Regions from separate parts of the Homo sapiens genome. Here region 1 is linked to region 2. The links are chromatin contacts, found by Hi-C in ENCODE. All regions are on one chromosome and are shown on one strand. The core of a region is the stretch at or near the end of the contact, and the rest is flanking DNA. Distances in the headings are between cores, read along the strand shown.

Evidence for each region. Hi-C counts contacts between places; a loop is a spot of excess contacts on that map. Pooled maps may share reads with other maps.
Region 1: a map of K562 shows a loop between it and region 2 (2.5-fold over the local background). The contact joins two enhancer-like sites. A Hi-C loop is called at or near these places in 1 of 168 maps with a recorded cell type or tissue (K562), 1 of 37 single-sample maps with no recorded cell type and 3 of 50 pooled maps.

The regions. Positions count from the first base shown.
Region 1 is chr5:154,520,606-154,525,571 of GRCh38, reverse strand. No RefSeq gene overlaps it. Among named protein-coding and RNA genes, the nearest start is that of HAND1, 45 kb to the right of the region's middle. RefSeq lists an enhancer at 3,960-4,563. Within about 2 kb of position 1,636, at least 3 of the 41 ENCODE cell types and tissues checked have a DNase peak (open chromatin) inside an H3K27ac peak, as active enhancers do.
Region 2 is chr5:154,074,630-154,079,533 of GRCh38, reverse strand. No RefSeq gene overlaps it. Among named protein-coding and RNA genes, the nearest start is that of MFAP3, 38 kb to the right of the region's middle. Within about 2 kb of position 1,678, at least 2 of the 41 ENCODE cell types and tissues checked have a DNase peak (open chromatin) inside an H3K27ac peak, as active enhancers do.

The DNA of each region.
Region 1 (4,966 bases), core at 387-2,886, 450 kb before region 2:
TTGACCAGGATCACACAGCTGGTAAGCTGCCTTCATGACCAACATTCCACCTCAACATTAGGCAAAGAAGGGGCAGAGGGCCGTGGATAGAAAGACACCTTTCTTCAGCTGGGAGCGGTGGCTCATGCCTGTAATCCCAGCACTTTGGGAGGCTGAGGCGGGCGGATCACGAGGTCAAGAGATCAAGACCATCCTGAACAACATGATGAATCCCTGTCTCTACTAAAAATACAAAAATTAGCTGGGCTACTGAAGCTATATTCAGTAGGGACTTTCTCCTCCAGACAGCATGCACATTTTGATTTTACCTGTCCTCAGACTGACCCTTTGCTCATTATAATAGTAAAAACACACCCCTGGGTGGAGATTTAAGATGCTAATGAACTGTACAGGCTACGTATGAAAAAGTATGTGTGGCTACTGAGCATGTGCACCCAGAGACCACCCAGAACATGCTTACTATAATAGTAACACCTCTTCCTACCTCCTTATGAATAATGCTGGAAGATTCCTGTAAAGGGAGCTTCCCTAGTGCCAGTCTTGGCTGACTCATCCTCGTGAGCAGCCCACCCTGACCTTTCAAAATATTCTTTTTCTTTTTTTCTTTTCTCTTTTTTCAGACAGAGAAGAAAACCAGTGTGGCAAGGGGAGAGGGGTTGGGAGCTGGGGTCCCAGTGGCAGGCAGGGGCAAGATCCCACTTTATCTCCCAGGTCATTTTTAAGGAATCTGCTTTTTTTTTTTAGACAGAGTTTTGCTCTGTCGCCCAGCCTGCAGTGTAGTGGCATGATCTTGGCTTACTGCAACCTCCACTTCCCGGGTTTAAGCAATTCTTCTGCCTCAGCCTCCTGAGGAGCTGGCACGTGCCATCACAACCAGCTAATTTTTGATTTTTAGTAGAGATGGGGTTTCACCATGTTGGCCAGGCTGGTCTTGACCTCCCGATCTCAAGTGATCCACCTGCAAAATATCTTTTTATTTTTCGAGAAATTACTCTATGATTCACCTCCTTTGCTGGGTGTCTCTTGTTTAAATTCTTTTAAACTAAGAAGACAAGAACCGAGGTCTTATACAAGCCATCAACATAAAGGCACACAGTTAGTAAGGGGTCAAACAGGCACTCGAAGCCAGGCCCACATGCTCTGAAACCTGTGATCTTATCCGCTCAGCTCTCCTTCCTCAGTTATCTCTGCATCTCAAAACCATGTGCGAGGAAGACAAGGCACAAACACTGTCCCATTTTACAGAGAGGAAAGGGAGGCAGCCTGCTTGAGAGCACACAGCTGGTGAACACAGGGCCTGTGCTCAGAAACTCAGGTCCACCTGATTCCCTGGCCAGTGCCTCTTTTCTTTGTTCCTTCAGGAATATTCCAGAAAAGGCTCCAGTTCTATGGTTGTCTATGGTCAGCAATGCACTGCTGCCAGGGATTCTTTCTGAGCAAGATCTTATTTCTTATTTTACTGGAGCTTCCCACAAGCCTGTGAAGGTCAGAACATGCTCCATTTCACACAGGGGCAATCAGAGGTCCAGAGAGGGGAAGAGACTTCCCCAAGCCTTGGGCCAGGGTTCCTGTCTCTAAGTCCAGGGAGAGAGGCCCAGGGCAGGGTGTCCTGCAGGGACAGGCTCCAGCTAGCCAGGCTCTCTCTGCTCTGGGTGAAGTCATCGCCTTATCAGCTAATTGCCACCCTGAGGCCTAATCCTGCACTCAGCTGGAACCTTCGGGAATGGTTTCTCAGAGATGAGATGGGAGCTGTTATTGTCCAGATGAGAGGGCTGGGGGGCGGGCAGAGGGAGGGGGCAAGTTTACACTCATAATTCCCCTTGCAGCAGTTTCTCAAAAACCTCTGGAGGCAGAGACATTTCTGGGGCCTTTATGGGCAGGACTGAAGGTTTCTGCTGCTTTTCTGCCCAGTTGGCTGAGATGCCTGCCTTGTTAACAGAAACAGCGTCAGGACAAGCCAGCTTCCTATAAATAGACAAAGCTGGGGTGAAATAAATACGGGTGGGAGCTGTTTGCCTCTGACACAGAGGAGTTGGTCATTGATGATGGAGATAAAATTTGAGGAAAGAGCTTGGGAAATGTTAGCATGGGGTCACCTTGGCTAGCTGGGGAGCCCCCTAAAGGACTGGGCATTGGTGGGACATGAATGGGGCCAACACACAGCTGTTGTTCAGAGGAGGGACTGAGAGTCAGAAGGGATGATGACAGTCAGGTGACAAAGATCCAATGCCATGGATTGAGGGTGACCAATGTGCCAGGCGCCATGTGCTTTATAAGCAGAGAACAGCTGCTGAGCCTGCCGTGCGGTTGAGTGTTGGAGTCGCACAGACATGCCTGGCTCTGCTGAGCTGGTTGCTTTCCCTTTCTGATACCAGTTCCATCACTGCTGTGATGGGGATGAGAATCATACCTCCTACATTGTAGAATTGTGAGGATTAAATGAAAAGAGGCAGAGAAAGTGCTTAGCACAGGAGTGGCACACAGCGAGCACTTAAAATATGAGCCATTATTCTCACTCAGTGTAAGGTGCTGTGCTATGTGCTGGGCTTACAGCGGGGAGCAAGCCACACCCAATCCCTGACTTCTTAGTGCTGACAGTGGAGCCTGGAAGACCTGGGGAAGAGACTGATGTGATGGGACATGGAAATCATACCAGCGAGATGCAAGATGTAGGAGGAAAAAAAGACAAGTCCCCACTCCCCAGATATAGTCACTTAGAACCAAGAAAGGTGTGTTTTGGCTCTGAATGTTACCAAAACCAGGATGGCACCCAGTATGTCACTCTGTTTGTTTTATTTAACCCTCAGAACAATTCTGCACTATTCCTACTGATAAATGAAGAAGCCGAGGCTCAGGGAGGTGAAATGACATGCCTAAGGCCACACGGCTTAAGCACAGCAGAGCCAGGATGGCCTGATACCATCCTCTTATCCACTGCACTCTACAGCTTGACTTGGCTGCTGGCTGGATGTGTGATCTTGGGCAAGTCACATCTCCTTTTACCAGCCTCAGTTTCCCACCAATCAAGGTAGAATGTGAGGGTCACATAAAGTCATGGATATGAGAGTACTTTGGATGTCGCAAGATGCTGTCTGTGGCTGAAGAATTATTAGCGCACATGGGACAGAAAGCACCAAAGGGCCCCTTATCTGCGATGACCACTCCATGGCCCTCTTCCCCCATAGGATCTTCTCCAAGTCAGGATGCTGGGTCACCCCAGGCCTTCTTTACACCTGCCCTGCAGGAAGGAGAAGCAGATGGAAGATTTTAAACAGCAGTATGGCTGTTGCAAGGATGTCACTCTGTGACAAAAGTGGTTTTGGCCCGTTTTACAGATAAAGAAAATGAGGCACCGCCAAGCAAGTCAACTGTCCAGAGGACAGTTTGTGGCCACAGGGGAACTCGAGAGCCGATCTCAGTCCCTGGACACCCCGTGCTGCATTAGTGGGGGTGCCACCCCTGATAAGCAAGCCATAGGCCAGCAGCACTGGAAGAGTGGGGGGCCACGGTACTGCTTAGCTCTGGGAGTTGGGTGGAGGAAGATAGGTCCCTCCAAGCCTTCCAGCTCCCTCCCCCCACCTCCCCTTTGTGGGGGTAGAGCTAGCTCTGAAGCGTCAGCCCCTCCCCCCTCATTCAAACCCTGTAGGCCCTTTCACACTTCATTCTCATCAGTTTGTGAGATTTTAATCCTTTCTTATGGGACAGAGGAGGAGTCTGGGGCCAGGGTGGGCTCAAGATGGAGACAGATAGGGGTTGGGGGTTGGGTGATGAAGCAGGACTATAATCTAGCCAAGCTGACATCCTCACTTTTTTTTTTGAGACGGAGTCTTACTCTGTCGCCCAGGCTGGAGTGCAGTGGCGCGATCTCGGCTCACTGCAAGCTCTGCCTCCCGGGTTCAAGCAATTCTCTGCCTCGGCCTCCCGAGTAGCTGGGATTACAGGCGCCTGCGACCACGCCCGGCGAATTTTTTGTATTTTTAGTAGAGATGGGATTTCACCCTCTTTGCCAGGCTGGTCTTGAACTCCTGACCTCGAGATCCGCCCGCTTTGGCCTCCTAAACTGCTGCGATTACAGGCGTAAGCCACCGCGCCCGGCCATCCTCACTTTTTTGAACTGTTGGAACGACTGAGACCCAGAAAGGTGCTAAGTCTTACAGCAACTCAGATGCAAAACCAGCCCCAAGCCGAGGTTTCCTGAGCTCCAAGTCAGACAACCCTGCCCTCCTCCGCTTTGTGCTGTGACCTACAAATGGCAAGTCTTGGCCACAGGCAGGCGGGAGACAAATAAATGCGAGCGAATGATTGAATGCTGGGCGCTGCTCTGGAGGGAGCAGGGGGATGGGGAGCTGATTCCCCTACAGGAGCCCGTAGGCAGGGCTTAGCCCCTCCCAAACCAACCCTTCTTCCCGTGGAATTAGTTCACCTGGAATTCTCCTTTTCCCCAGAGAATTGTGCGCCACCTAGAGGATACCGGGAGCTCAGCGCCCTCGTCTCTTGGGGAAAGTGCGGCACCCCTCTCCACTCCCCCACCCACCGCCCACAACTTCTAAAAAGCCCCTAACCCCTTCTAGCCTCTTCCCTGATGTCAGGAGGGTTCTGGCCAGGATCAGCTGCAGTGAAAATCTAGCAAATGAGGACATCCTTGCAGCAGAAAGGACTTAAAGTAGGATATGCCACATACTTTCCCACCTCAGGATTTTTCAGAGGCCATTTCACATTTCCTTTCCCACCTTCTTGGTTTCCTTACCTGGAAACAATGCAGACAGAAGAAATGACCGTGGTGTTCCTGCCAAAGATGCGTAGCCTGGCCCTAATCATCAAACGAAACCCAATTAAGGCCCATTCTTCAAGCTAGTTGGCCAGTGAGCTCCAAAATGTCAAGATCACAAAATTCAGAGAAAGTTTGAGGACTTGTTTGAAGGAAACCAAAGAATGTGGCAACTAAACACAGCACGTTGTTCTAACC
Region 2 (4,904 bases), core at 429-2,928:
AAGGGAATGGCTTTCTCACCATAGGAGAGGATGTTTCTTAATAAGGTGTTTATGAACCATCTAAAATTGTCTCTCATATCATGAGTGGTCAAGTTGATCAGGAAAGAAAATGTGTTTGCAAACTTCCAAGGAAATGTAATACTTGACACTACTTGGGTTAGAATCCCAACTGTGCCATTTACCAGCCACTGGATCTCCAGCAAGTTATTTAACCTCTTTCTGTCTGTTTCCTTACTCATAAAATAGGAATAATTGTGTATATCATGGATTTATTGCAAGTACAAATAAGATATACATATAAAGCCATAGAACGGCACTCAGCATAGAGTAAGCACTCAGCACCACGTATTCTTGTAATTATCATTATTAAAACTTAAAGTGGTATTATGCCCTAGAGCAGGGTTGCAACCTTTTTCTGTAGAGGGTCAGATAGCACATTATTTTACCCTTTGCAGTCCATACAGTTTCTGTTGCAACAATTCAATCTTCCATAGTTCCAAGGAAGCAGACATATTGCATACATATATTAATGGGCATAGCTCTGCTCCAGTAAAACGCTACCAGAATAGGTGGCAGGATGGTTTTGGCTGGTGGGCCATGGTTTATGCTACAGGGATATAGTTATGTAAAACAAAAAACAGGCCAGATGCTTTGTACACTATTTTCGAATGAGGTAGCGTCATACTTCATACCTTAGCCCAAATCCCAATCTTTTGAATTCAATCCCATGCACCTGAAACGTAGGTTCTAGTCCAGAAACTTTGGTCTCACTACCTGCTATCATCTTAACTGCTGCCCAAATGGCCATGAGACTAAACAGCTCTTGAACTTGAAGCAGAATAAAGGTTAAAAGCATGGGCTTGGGAATTAGAATGACTTGGGTTTGCTGCTCACCCTGCAAAGGGTATTATTTTCTTTTTACACAGGAGGAAATTGCAGCTCAGTGGGGTGGAGTAATTTGCCCAATGTCACATAGCCAGCAAATTGACATCAGTTCCACAAACATGAAATTTGGTTCTAATCCAAAAACCCTGGGGCCAGCTGCATGTCATCATGATGCTTCCTTTTCTTGTTTCTAATTTCCATGATAAAGAGGGGGAGAGCTTGAGAAGGATTTAGAGTGGGAAATAATGCCGATGGCTTAGGACAACATTTTGATCAATGGAGGAAGAAGAATGCAGTCCCCAGAGACCATAAGATATAACTGAAAGAGCACAGGGCTAGATCTGCTTCTTCCCTTACCAGTGAACCCTGGATGTGTACCTGGGCAAATGTAATGATAAGAGGCAGCATTTATTGAGTTCATATGGAGTGCTTTCTAATACCTTTATCTTATTTTCCCTTCACAACAACTCTGAGATTTTAATCCCCATTGCACAGATGAACAAGGTGAAGCTCAGAAAGGTCATTTAAATTCCCAGGGTCATAGAACTAGTGAGTGGTGCAGCTGGGATTTGAATGCTAGTCTGTCTGGTTACAAGTCCAGGTTTTTCCAATGCAAAACATCCTCAAGAGTCTACTTTCCTGCCTAGGTGAGTCCACAAATGAAGTTGTACAATGTATGCTCTGTAACTTTAGAATTGGAGGTGACTCACGTTGCAATCTTACCATGTGCTTGGCAATGTGCAAGGCCAGTCCTTCCAAATGACCCTGTGAACTCAGTGCTAATAGTATTCTCTATCAGTAGATTTGGCAACTGTGGCTCATAGACCTTAAGTAACTTGTTCAAAGTCATTCAGCTAGTAAGAAACAGGCTGGGGTTTGAACCCAGGTCAAATCCACTTCAAAGCCTGTGCTCCTAATAGGATGACCAAATAGTTTGTCACCCAAACCAGGACACTTTTGAGAGTGAAAGGCACTATTAATAATTATGTCAAGACAGCAGGCATAAACTTCAGTTCTTGACTACTGTGCTTATCCAAATGGGCTCTTTCTATCCCTCAGACCACCATGAATCATAACGTGGAGAAGAAACCCATTACATCTGGCACCACCATCATTTTCATTATTACCATTTACCTAGACAGCATTGTAAGAAAGAGGTAAAGTCCTGTGGGAATGAGGCATTTGAAACTTGGTGCTTGAGAATTTTAGAAAGGGGTGAATGTAATTGCCTCGGGAGTTGCTATAAGAAGCAGTAACAGGGCAGCTGGGACCCTCCTCGCCTTTCCTGCACTCTCTTGACTGCAGGCACTGGGTGGAAAGGAGAGATGGATTAAAAGAGAGCTCCAAGGAAATGGAGATGAATGCCTTTAGATTTGGTATGATAAGAAGAAGGGCATTTCTCAGATACATAAAAGAGACCAGATCATTATCAAGATAGTGCTTGAAAACACACATACCTCTAACCCAGGACTAGTATCACATGGTGGCAATGGTGGTGGTTGTCTCAACTGTACTCTTGGAGGTGTGCTGGGAGGATTTTCTGCTTCAGAATTCCCAGAATTCTACCTTAAGTGCCTTAACCTTCGAGTAAAGGTTCATTTCTCTAGGAGATCAGTTTTAAAAAGAAACCACCATAGAACCATTTGAGTCCACTATCAGTCATGAACATGGGGGAGTTTATTACATAGCAGACTTTCTTTTGAATCTTACAGTTGTTTAGGATGTTGGAAAGGTGAGTTTTGATAGAGAAATGGGCATAGGGGAAGCTTTGGGACCTGGGTTTTTGCCTAGAGAAGGCACCTTAGTGTGGGGTCGTGGGTAGCCAGAAGCCTAAGTGGTACACAGCAGAGCAAGAGTACTGGGGAGAAGATGGCAGTGGGAGGGTAAAGTTCACCACCGTAGCGTTGACTATGCCAAGTTCCAGGGCCAATGGCTCTGCAGAGAACTAGCAAGGTCATGGGAGTCAGAGTGGTACAAGGCAAAGAGGACAGGGAGCCAGGACCCTGGGGTGCTGAGGCCAGCTCTGTTAATGAGAGTCTCTGAGCAAGTTAATCTCCCTATGATGCCTCATCTACCACATATAAAGCTTGGCTGAAAATGTAATAATCTCTATGGTCTTTTTCAGCTCTAATACCACATGTGACTCTAGACTGTGCCACTAAGTGAATCTTGCTGTACCTAAGTGGGTGGCTTAGAGCTAAGAGGCTCTTGACTGGAGAGCAGGCGTGACCTGAGCCACTGATCTCTGCCCTCCACATTACCCCTTCTCCTCGCCTTAATTCTCTTGATGACCAAGGGAGCTTTTAGCCTCTCCTTCCCTCATTTATCCTTTTAAGCAAGAAAGGAGGGAGGCTGCATAAAGGCTTCCAGTAGCTCTCTCTCTCTCAGGATCCCAGGAGGGAGAAGATCAGAAATTAGCTAAGAGAGAACTGAGAAAAGTTTAGGTCCTAGACTACTAACTGCAGCAAGGATAAAATCTCATCTGGAGATGGCCTGAGGACTGACTACAAAGTCTAGGGGAACACACTGGGTCACAGGGGCTAAGACATTTAGCCTCTTGGTGCTTTGGTTTTTTCATCTTTAATGGGGACACAGGGGTAGACTAATATTTAATGGACCTCTATGTCGACAGTAACTAGGCTGGGTGCTTTAAGTATTATCTAATTTAATCTTCACAACAACCTCCTTTCAGGGGAAATATTATCTTCATCTTTTGGAGGAAAAACCAGCAGTGTAGAGGAGATAAATCACTTGCCCACTTATGCAGTTCAGTAGTAGTAAAGCTGGGCTGGGCGCGGTGGCTCACGCCTGTAATCCCAGCACTTTGGGAGGCTGAGGCAAGTAGTTCACCTGAGGTCAGGAGTTCAAGACCAGCCTGACCAATATGGTGAAACCCTGTCTCTACTAAAAATACAAAAATTAGCTGGGCGTGGTGGCATGTGCCTGTAATCCCAGCTACTCAGGAGGCTGAGGCAGGAGAATTGCTTGGACCTGGGAGGCGGAGGTTGCAGTGAGCCGAGATCACGCCACTGCACTCCAGCCTGGGTGACAGAGTGAGACTCCCTCTCAAAAAAAAAAAAAAAAAAAAAATACAACAACAACAAAAGAAGTAGTAAAGCTGGAATGCACACCAGGTCTGCATGACCCTAAGATTCAAAGCGGGTTTACCACATCCTGCTGCCATTTTCTGAGAAGTCTGATTTCGTCATCCTCCTGGCTCATTCAGCAGGCTCTGACGTGGAGGATGGGGAAGGGAGCTGATTGCCTCGGTCCAAGTCTCATTTATTAATTAGCCTGGCATTTGGGGCAACTTAACCTCTCTGAATTTTAGTTTCCTCATCTATATATAATGGAGGATTAGAATAGTTCTTACCCCATATATTTGTTGTGATGATTAAATAAAATTACATGTAATGGGTTTAAGTGCCTATGGCAAAGGCTCCATAAATTTTAGCTCTTATTATTAATAATATTATTATTCTTTTTTTTTGAGACAGAGTCTCACTCTGTCACCCTGGCTGGAGTGCAGTGGCACGATCTTGGCTCATTGCAACCTCCACCTCCTTGTTCAGGCAATTCTCCTGCCTCAGCCTCCCGAGTAGTTGAGATTACAGGCTCCCACCACCACACCTGGCTAATTTTTGTATTTTTTGTAGAGATGGGGTTTCGCCATGTTGGCCAGGCTAGTCTCGAATTCCTGACCTCAGGTGATCTGCCCCCCTCGGCCTCCCAAAGTGCTGGGATTACAGGTGCGAGCCACCACGCCTGGTCAATAATATTATTATTCTTAAACTGTATGCAAACAACATGCAAATAAATCCTGTGGCTCCCCTGGATCTGTGGTTGGATGGGTCTTCTGTTAAATTCCTGGTGGCTTCAAGTGCCACTAGTAAAAGCTAATAAGTCATCCCACCATCATCAGAAAAACCATCCTGATCCCAGCACTTTGGGAAGCAAAGGTGGGAAGATCACTTGAGGAGTATAAGACCAGCCTGGACAACATAGTGAGACCCTGTCTA